Regions from separate parts of the Homo sapiens genome. Here region 1 is linked to region 2. Evidence: chromatin contacts called from ENCODE Hi-C or POLR2A ChIA-PET data. All regions are on one chromosome and are shown on one strand. The core of a region is the stretch at or near the end of the contact, and the rest is flanking DNA. Distances in the headings are between cores, read along the strand shown.

Evidence for each region. A loop is a pair of places that touch in the nucleus more often than their neighbours do. ChIA-PET counts read pairs that join two places held with the same protein, here RNA polymerase II (POLR2A). Pooled maps may share reads with other maps.
Region 1: a loop to region 2 is called in a map of heart right ventricle, with 4 times the contacts of the local background. The contact joins the enhancer-like site here to the promoter of TPRG1-AS1 in region 2. A Hi-C loop is called at or near these places in 14 of 168 maps with a recorded cell type or tissue (CD14-positive monocyte, IMR-90, ascending aorta and 11 more) and 22 of 50 pooled maps. POLR2A ChIA-PET finds 5 or more read pairs at or near these places in 6 of 52 experiments (AG04449, H1, MCF 10A and 2 more).

Annotation. Positions count from the first base shown.
Region 1 is chr3:188,777,869-188,782,322 of GRCh38, forward strand. All of the region lies in intron 9 of LPP (LIM domain containing preferred translocation partner in lipoma), which reads left to right. Among named protein-coding and RNA genes, the nearest start is that of MIR28, 91 kb to the left of the region's middle. Within about 2 kb of position 3,028, at least 11 of the 41 ENCODE cell types and tissues checked have a DNase peak (open chromatin) inside an H3K27ac peak, as active enhancers do; they include CD14-positive monocyte, ascending aorta, gastrocnemius medialis and 2 more, where a contact is called at or near this core.
Region 2 is chr3:188,944,548-188,949,107 of GRCh38, forward strand. TPRG1-AS1 (TPRG1 antisense RNA 1) reads right to left here and starts at 3,092. Exons shown (of 2, transcript NR_046873.1): 1 at 2,732-3,092.

The DNA of each region.
Region 1 (4,454 bases), core at 1,778-4,277, 170 kb before region 2:
GTGAGAGAGTTTCTAAATACGAACTTATTCAAAACAGTAATGATATTCTATTTTAGCCAGCTAATACTCAACTACGATTTGCAATTTAGAGAGTTGTGCTTGTATAGATTGTCCCTTTCTGAAGTGAGTGAATTGTAACTTTAAATAAGGGCTGTTAACACATCAAAATAGTTTTTAATCAGCCTCAAAAATTCCCCTTATTTCCAAGTATCTTATTTTTACTATTTCATTGATGTTTCAAGTGGAATCAAATATTCCAACTGTTTTCCACTGGAAGAAGATGAATTTCAGGTACAATTCAGTAGCAAAGAACACCCATGTTTTCAAAATAATGGAGAAATTTTTTTCTCATATGAAGTTATGATTAAATTTGTGAATTGCACAAGCTTGGAATTCTGCTGCAGGATGCCTACATTCTGTATTGCTTTATTTTGGTCATATATTACAAATGGAATATTTCCCAGCTCATTTATATACAGTTCCTGGTTGCTGAAATTTTACTGGCAAGCTTTGTGAACTAATTTTACTTCTCAAAGATACTAGGAATAAAGTGAAAATAGGGTCTTTTCTCTCATAGGTCTAAAAGATACTTCTTTCCTTTAACCATTACATTCTGGAGGTGTAATTAATCCAACCCTGCTGTAGATAGGATCTCATTATAAAGATTCTAGGTAAACAGTCTTTCTAGCAGAAATGATCTTTTTGGTTCAGTCTTGCAGCATTTCCTAAAATTGCTAGTGTACGTAGTAAATAGGGAGGTAAGTGGGGAAATTTCCTAAAAATGCCAGTGTACAGAGTGAATTGTTAGGTAAATGAGAAAATCAGGCTTGATTTACCAACCACCCCATGTGCACATACAAACAAACACACACTCACACCAAAGCCAGGAACCCTGCAACAAAGTTCTATTTACCCTGAGGAGATATAAAACTTTGTGACTGCCACTAAATTATTTTTTTGAAAAATAATACAGAAATTTGTAAGCAGACACAACAGCTCTAGTTTATCCACCAAATAACAATATAAATGGGACAAGCAAAGAGAAACTGTAATTTGAAGATTTTTGAGTGTGATACTTATAAAAGTGTGTGTGTTTGTGTGTAGAAATGTATTGAATTTGAGAGTAATTTATGGAAAGTGCTGTCAGCATGGTATTTCAAATGCTTCACAATTTGAATTTAAACTAGTCAATGGGATCATTAAGATTATTATGCATGTTTTCCAAAGAGTTTGAATTCAAATGACAACTTAAAAGAAAAAAAAAAAGATGTCCTTGAAAAACTAAGGAATGTTAGTGCACTTATAGAAATTCTTGCAGTTTGGAGTAATTTGCCACCTCCCCTTCTGAAAAAGTACCTGATGATAGTGTGCTTGAGAGATAGGGGTATTGCAGACATATTCCTTAGGTGAGTAAAACTGAATTGTAAAGTGGATGCTATGGACCATGGATTATTTCATTTAGTACGATTGACAGTAGAAAATCAGGAAGGGACGTGCATCAGTGCGAGGCTGACACACAGATCTGAGGATGGCAGAAGCTCACTGAATAGCACACGCAAGGACCCTTCAAACTCATCACATGTGCCGTTTGGTTCCCTTTCAATGGGTCGGTCTTGGAATATGGAGGTCTGCTTTCATTTTGTGCCAAGTAACCACGTGAGCAGTTTACAAAAGATACAAACAGAAGGCTGCTCATTCATTTTTCAAAAAGACTTTTTTTTTTTTGCAATGGAGTTTGCAAAGTGATTTTGCAATGGATTTTGCAAAAAAAATGGATGCCATTTTTTTTAAATAAGTGTAATTCCAATGATGGGAAATTTACTAGCTCTCAAGGCAGCTTTTCCTTGTGTTGAAATCTCTAAAGGTTAAAAAGTTACTTTTTGGAAAGAAGTCTATTTCCTTACAACATGTTTTCATTGGTCCATAGAGAAGACAGCTAATACATCTTCCACTTGGCAGCCTTTTAAGTATTTGAAGAAAATTCTCAAGTCCATCTGAATCTTCTGTTTTGGCTAACTTCTAGTTCCTTCATCCATTTCCAACCTAAATTTGAGCCTAACGAACAGATTTCTTCTTTCTTATTTAAATATATATATATATGAGGAAATAAAGGCACAGAGGGCTTAAGGGAGTTGCCCAAGAACATAGAGCTGGTTGGATGACTGGAATGTAAGGCTGTGTGGCTCTAAACCTTGTCATTTAGACTAGAACACCTATACGTCAGTTAGCTTCCTGCCACTTCTTGTTTTCTGCCTGGATAGGACTTTATAAAGAGTTTGGAAGAAGGGAGAGTTCCGACGAGGTACAGAAATCAGAACTTCCCCTTCTTCCAAACTATATACAAATAATCAGTTAATCAGATTAAAGGACTCTTAGTAACATTGAAATCAAACCTTTGTGTTTCCAGGAGCTCTGAGAACAACAATTTTTTTGGAGCATTGCAATCTCTTGAGTATCCAAAATGATTCTGTAATGATGTCTGTGAGGTCAGAATTGGAGCAGCAAATGGAATTCCTTTAAGGGCTTCCCATCAATGGACAGCTGATTCCAGAAATGGAGGAGGCACAGTTTGTATCCAAATTCATAAGCACAAGTGGGAGAAATTAGGCTTTGGTAAAGAGGGTGACATTCCCAAAGGAATCATCTGTGAAGTTGGGGAAGGAATTCAAGCTCAGGGCTGCTGTTCTCTACCAGGTTCTTCAGCCAGCTGGACATGCTCCCCAGGTTTCTACTCAGTCTGGAATGTTAGTAAAAGTCCACTTCCTCTCCTTGTTTCTCCCTTCTAGTGAAAACGTTCCTCTTCTCTACCTTCCTGACCTCAAGACCATTGTTCCACACATCCCCCCTCAGGATCCCACCCCGCCATTCTCATTCTCATTACATTGTTTCTGGATCCATGTCTTTATCAGATGCAGCCCACTGTCCCTTTCAGAAGATGCCAGAAAATTTACATATGTGATCAAATGTTCCCATCACAACAGTTCTTTCCAGTAATCCCAGTGCTGGGCAGCTGATTCCAGTAATGGAGGAGACACTTTCAGCTATTAGGCAATGGATCACACTTTCAAAGGAGATTGAGCAATCTCCTCATCAAGTTGTACTTAGAGCACAAATCTGGTGCCAAAAGGCACTACCGGATTCAGACTGACAGCACTGAGAGTTTTGAGTGAAAGGGAAGTTAGACTGGTGTTATGTGTATTCACTGGGAGGAACTCACCGGGAGAAATAAAGAGGGTTTCCAGTTTATTCATTGTGTAAAGCGGCTATAATAGTATTTATAGGGGTTTTGTGAATGTCAAATAAAATTATATTTGGAACAGTGGCTAGTGCCATAAGTAGGACTTAACCTTTAGCAATATGTACTACATTAAAAGGAAGGTGGACACATGAGTGATCTCTAGCATTTTGTGACTGGAAGGAAAGAGACTGGATGACCACTCTTCAGAGATGCTATGGACAGTACTTTTGTCAAGGACTGGGAGTGGAGAAAATGACTTATAGTGGTCTTTCCAACATGAAGTTTGTATTAATCCGTTTTCACACTGTGAGGAAGAAATACCTGATACTGGGCAATTATAAAGAAAAGAGGTTTAATTGGCTCACAGTTCCACACGGCTGGGGAGGCGTCAGGAAACTTACAATCATGGTGGAAGGCACCTCTTCACAGGGTGGCAGGAGAGAGAATGAGAGACAAGCAAAAAAGGAAAAGCCCTTTATAAAACTATCACCCCCTGCCTCGGTGCGGTCGCTCACACCTGTAATCCCAGCACTTTGGGAGGCCGAGGTGGGTGGATCACGAGGTCAGGAGATCGAGATCATCCTGGCTAACACGGTGAAACCCCATCTCTACTAAAAAAAAAAAAATACAAAAAAATTAGCCGGACATGGTGGCGGGTGCCTGTAGTCCCAGCTACTCAGGAGGCTGAGGCAGGAGAATCACTTGAACCCGGGAGGCGGACGTTGCAGTGAGCTGAGATCATGCCACTGCACTCCAGCCTGGGCGACAGAGCAAGACTCCGTCTCAAAAAAAAAAAAAAAAAATCTATCACCCCCCTTGATTCACTTACCTCCCACTGTGTCCCTTCTACTTCACGTGGGGATTATGGGAACTACAATTCAAGATGAGATTTGGGTGGGGACACAGCCAAACCATATCACACATGAAACACAGAAAAAGGACATCTTTTTACATGGATCTTCTGATATGCTTGTACCAAAGCCCACAGTATATCCTGTCTTCTTGAAAGAGTATCATAGTTATTCATTTGCCTTGGATGGAAATAATGTTGTAATACCAGTTAATACTTTTTTCAACTAAAGGGAATTTGGCTTCATCTCCAGTTGCAAATTCACATCAGGAAATATCAAATCCAAAGATCAAAACTCAGTATCTCATCACTTTCAGGACCATCCTTGCCACTTGTCTCAGGCATCATGTACCTGGAAGCTGAAAA
Region 2 (4,560 bases), core at 1,842-4,341:
TTCTCCCCAGTTCTTTCTGATTTCATTTTCTAAAACTGCAGCACATATATTTGAGGGATCATTAAAGAAGTCCTGCATTCCTGCTCAGTGAATTTTAAACTCTTCTACACCACCCTGGGCTACCTGTTTACTGAAGTTAAAGGTAGGAACAACCTTCTTGGAGAAACCTTTGTCCACGTTTGGATCACTGTGGTGGTCCTCTTGGCCTTGGGGTCAAAGAAGCATTCACTTGCTCATCAAGTCTTTATCGAGCTCCTACTATGGATGTCACTGTGGTAAGCCCTGGGACAAGTAAGAAAGGAAAGGCTCCTGTTCCCATCTCTCATGGAGTTTATAGGCCAACGTAAAAGATGAAACACAAGTAAATACACAAATACAACATCTAGGAGGTGCTACAAAGGAGCTATGAAGCTACCCTAGCTTCTGCTGCCTCATAACTGGCCCCAGAGCAAAATTTCTCCACTCATTATCATCCTGAGACTGTAGCACATCTGCCCTCCATGTCATCAGAGAGACTCACCTGGCCCTGCTGAGCTTGCCCTGGCTCCCTGGGACACCTGGTCTCCTTGCTTAGCTCCCAGTGTGCTTTCTCATTCTGCCCCTGCTCATTCTCCGCCGGCACTATGTTCTCTGAATGCTGGCAAGCTTGCTGTTCTCTAAATCCTCCCTTTCTTTTCCTGCTTTTGGGTCTTTGCTCTTGCTGATCCCTTTATCAGGAACTTCCCTCACCTCTACCTCCACTTGTCCAAATGCTACCAATTCTTCCAGGATCTGTTCATGCTCCTTTACCCTCACTGCAGCCATCCTGAACCCTTCTCCCCACCTTGGGGAGTATCTGCTTGTTCTTCCCTGGTGCTCATGGCATTTGGTTTATTGTGCTAATCAGAGCGCTCATCATCCACTGACTGGTATTACACAGTTACTTGTGTATCTGTCCTAGGCCCTTACCTACTTATCTCCAACCTAAAGGCATGTCTATTATTTCTGCATCTCAAATAGAAGCAGACACAGTTAATGCAAAACCATATTATTGAATAAGTGCTCAGTAATGATGACTATTATGCACTTGAGACTGGAGACCTAGGACAGAGACAGGAGCATATCTGGATTTAAATCCCAGTTCTACTGTATGTTAGCTGTGTAACCCTGGGCAACTTTATTTATTAATAATAAAGTATGTGAGCAATCTTATATCACTGTACAGAGTGCTCATATATGTTATCCAGCTTAATTCCTAGAACAACCCTGTGTGAGAAGAACTACTGAGTGCTGACACTAGTCATAGTGCTAGACTCATAGCTGAATTCAGATTCCAAATTAAGTAGCCTGATTGTAGATACAACCATTCACATGCGAACATTTTGCTTTTTTCCTGGCTCAGCACTGCCAGTACTGCTTCTTTGAGGTACAATTATGCCCATTTTACAGATGAGAAAACTGAGACTTAGAAAGCTTAAATAATTTGTCAGTATTGTAAAACTACCTATCTTTGTTATCAGAGAAACATGACTGTGACCAACCTAGGTATATACAATTTTCCACAGCCATGTGAAAGTTTTATGACTCTTTAACATTTCTGGTTGTCTGCTATGCTCGGTGCATTGGGCTGGCTGGACCTTGTATATGTTGGGAAGAAGGAGGACTTACAAAGACTAAGATACAGTCTTTGCTTCCAAGAGGTAAATAAAAAACAACTAAAATATTCTATCATCCACACCTATTCCCTCTCCCTTCTTTTTTCAGCATGTTACTGGATGCTGCCTCTTTATCCATCTGCCCTGGTGGAGATCTTGAGGTTACAGGAATAGCCAAGAGAGACACAGGCAGAGTTAAGTCCAAAGCAGTCAGCAAAGGTGGGGAGACATAGATGGGTCCAGGTGGTAAGTAGGATTGGCCTTGTTATTGGAAGCTGAATGTAGTTACTGGACTTGGAGATTTCGGTTTCTAGAGAAGACAGCAGCTCTCCATGCCCAGTTTAATACTGTGGATTAGCGTGGGAGTGGCCCCAGACCCACAGGCAGAAAAGGCCAATGGTCAGAGTGGAGATCCTCAGGACACTCCAGGTGTCTGAGGGAACGTAGGTTTATCCCTCTTTATTACTAAGTGGATTGCTGCTCCCCCTTGCAGGCCAAAGCATGAATACTGGACATAGCCCACATCGAGGGTAGAGAACTTGGTTTTGGCTCTCAAGTCGACCACTCATCAGCAGATGACTGTGAGCAAGTCACTTCCTCCCTCCAAGACTCCATTTCTACAGGGATTCCATAAAATGGGCATAAGAATTTTCACTGTGCTCGTATGGACTGGATTAGGCCATCATGTGCATTAACACACTTGGCTGTGAGCACTAGGTGCAGCCAAGATGCTGATGGGAAAGAAAAGTCTAGGTTTTGCCCCCTGCGTCGTTCCTCGTGACAGGATTATGCTGAGGGAGGGCACATTAGATTGACTCACACATACTGAAATGGTCATAGTTATTGAGGTTACCCAGTTTCCAGGCCTGAACTAGTAAACCCAGCAATGAGAATCAGCCAGCATTAGCAAGTTTTCCGTGTGGGAGTGGGGTGGGGGTGGGGACTGGAGGGAGCAGGCGCTGAACCAGGAAAGGAGGAGGATGCTCATCATTGGCTAAAGATCCATGCCTGGAAATTAACGGCGTTAAAGTGAGACTTGCTTCAGGTTCCAACCCGGTAAGGCAAATGGAGAGGCTGTCAGGAGACCAGAAGTTTACCTCAGCTATTGCACCGACGCACCACGTGCTCTGGTGCACATCCACCGCCTCTTCCTGCCTCAGTTTCTCCTTTTGTAAAACAACAGCTTGTAAAGGCCTGGGGATCTTCTCATCCACGGGAGTTTTCTAAGGATGCAGGCGAAAGAGGTAGGAAAAGTACTCTGTCTCTGTCCTGGGTGTTCGGGATCAAGGCCTTTTGAACCAATTCCGGAATCCGCCACCGGGCGGTGGTAGGAGAGAGCCAGAGGATTCGTCAGTAAGTGTGCGTGCGTGACAGAGGGCTTTTAAATAGATCGCTTTGTATCTAGCACGGTAGCACCTGCTTCTAAGCTTCCAACGGCAGCTCGAGCAACGCGATCATTCAGAAGCGGCCGCTTTCCATTCACGTCTATAATTAGCGCGCAGGCTGCAGCTCAGGCTCGAGCTGCAAAGCGGGGCGGCGGCCTTGTGGGCGGGGCCACCACCTCCTAGCCCCGCCCCCTTCGAATTCCACCTTCCCAGCCCTTCCCAGCCAGGAGCCTCCTGCAGCCTCCTCCCCACCCCCACTGTCTGTCCTCGCCCTGGTTCTGGGCTTCGCTCTCGGCGCTCCAGGATTCCTGGACGACAGGGCCCAATCGTACCCTCACTCTGGGATCACTCTTGTGCAGTAAATAAGCACCTTGAAAGATGCATTCCAGGAGGGCAGCTATATTTAGAGTGGCATCCTCCTCTCCTCCCCGCACGCTCCTGCGTCCCGCCCTCTCCCCTCCCCGCCCCGCTCCCCGATGCCCCTCCCAGCCACCTCTCCCTCTTTGTCGCATTACATAGTAATCTGAGATGCACTGGATGTGCTCCAGGGAACAGAATGTACTTGGCAGAGACGCGGGGCTTGATGTCTGCAAAATGTCGGAAACGCAGCCAAGAGCTGCTAACTGGGTCATTAACCTCCAAAAGCAAAGCGAGGACTGTAAGGCCCGCTCTGCCTCCCTTCATCTCGCCAATAAAAGTGCCTCAGTGTGAGGGGGAAGAAAAAGCCCAAGGTTGACTGCTTTGATTTCTAGGCACCAAAGGCAGGCCCGTCCTCTCGTCCTGGCCCAGGCCCCAGCCCCTCCGGGCCAGCCCCTGCGCCACATCAGAGTTTACAAGTGACCTTTGAAAGGCTCAGCAACCCCGCAGGGCCATGCTTGCGCCTCAGCAAAGAAGTTACCCAGCAGCCGTTCCCTACCGCACAGCCTTGGACACATTTTCTTGGGTCCAGGAGGAGTTAAGGGAGTGGGGGTGAGTAGGGGTGAAAGGAGAAGGTTCCAGGTCCTTCACCTACAGTGAAGGGCTCTGCTGTCTCTCCCCTCCTCTGCTTCTCTCCCTCTTTTTCCTCCCCCTCCTCTTTCTTCTTTCTTGTCTTCCTCCTCTCCCTCTTCCACTTCTTTCTGAGAGCAGGCTTTGAGGTAGGTTCATGAATACATGGCCTGGGTCCAGGGGATTTGCATTCAAGCCGCTTGCAGCTCTGTTACTTGCTATGTGACCTTGGGTGAGTCACTCATTTCTCTGCTTTTAAATTCCCTTCTTCTCCATTGTTCACCACAATAACACCTTCCTGACATACATCACAAAACAGTGAGGCCAAATGAGAAAGTCTTTCCCTGACCGCCTTGTCTTTCACCCCTCTGAAAGCCCTGAGGTCCAAAGTGCCTCTGGCCTTGTGTGTACTCCTGGAAAATAGGAATACAAGTGGTCTCACCAGAAAGATTCAAACGTTTGAATGTTTTCAAGGGGATAGCCCCTAAAATCCACCCTCTTCAAGTTTTCTAGCCCTGTGAGGTTGCCAAACAGACACTTCCCCCTAATGCTCC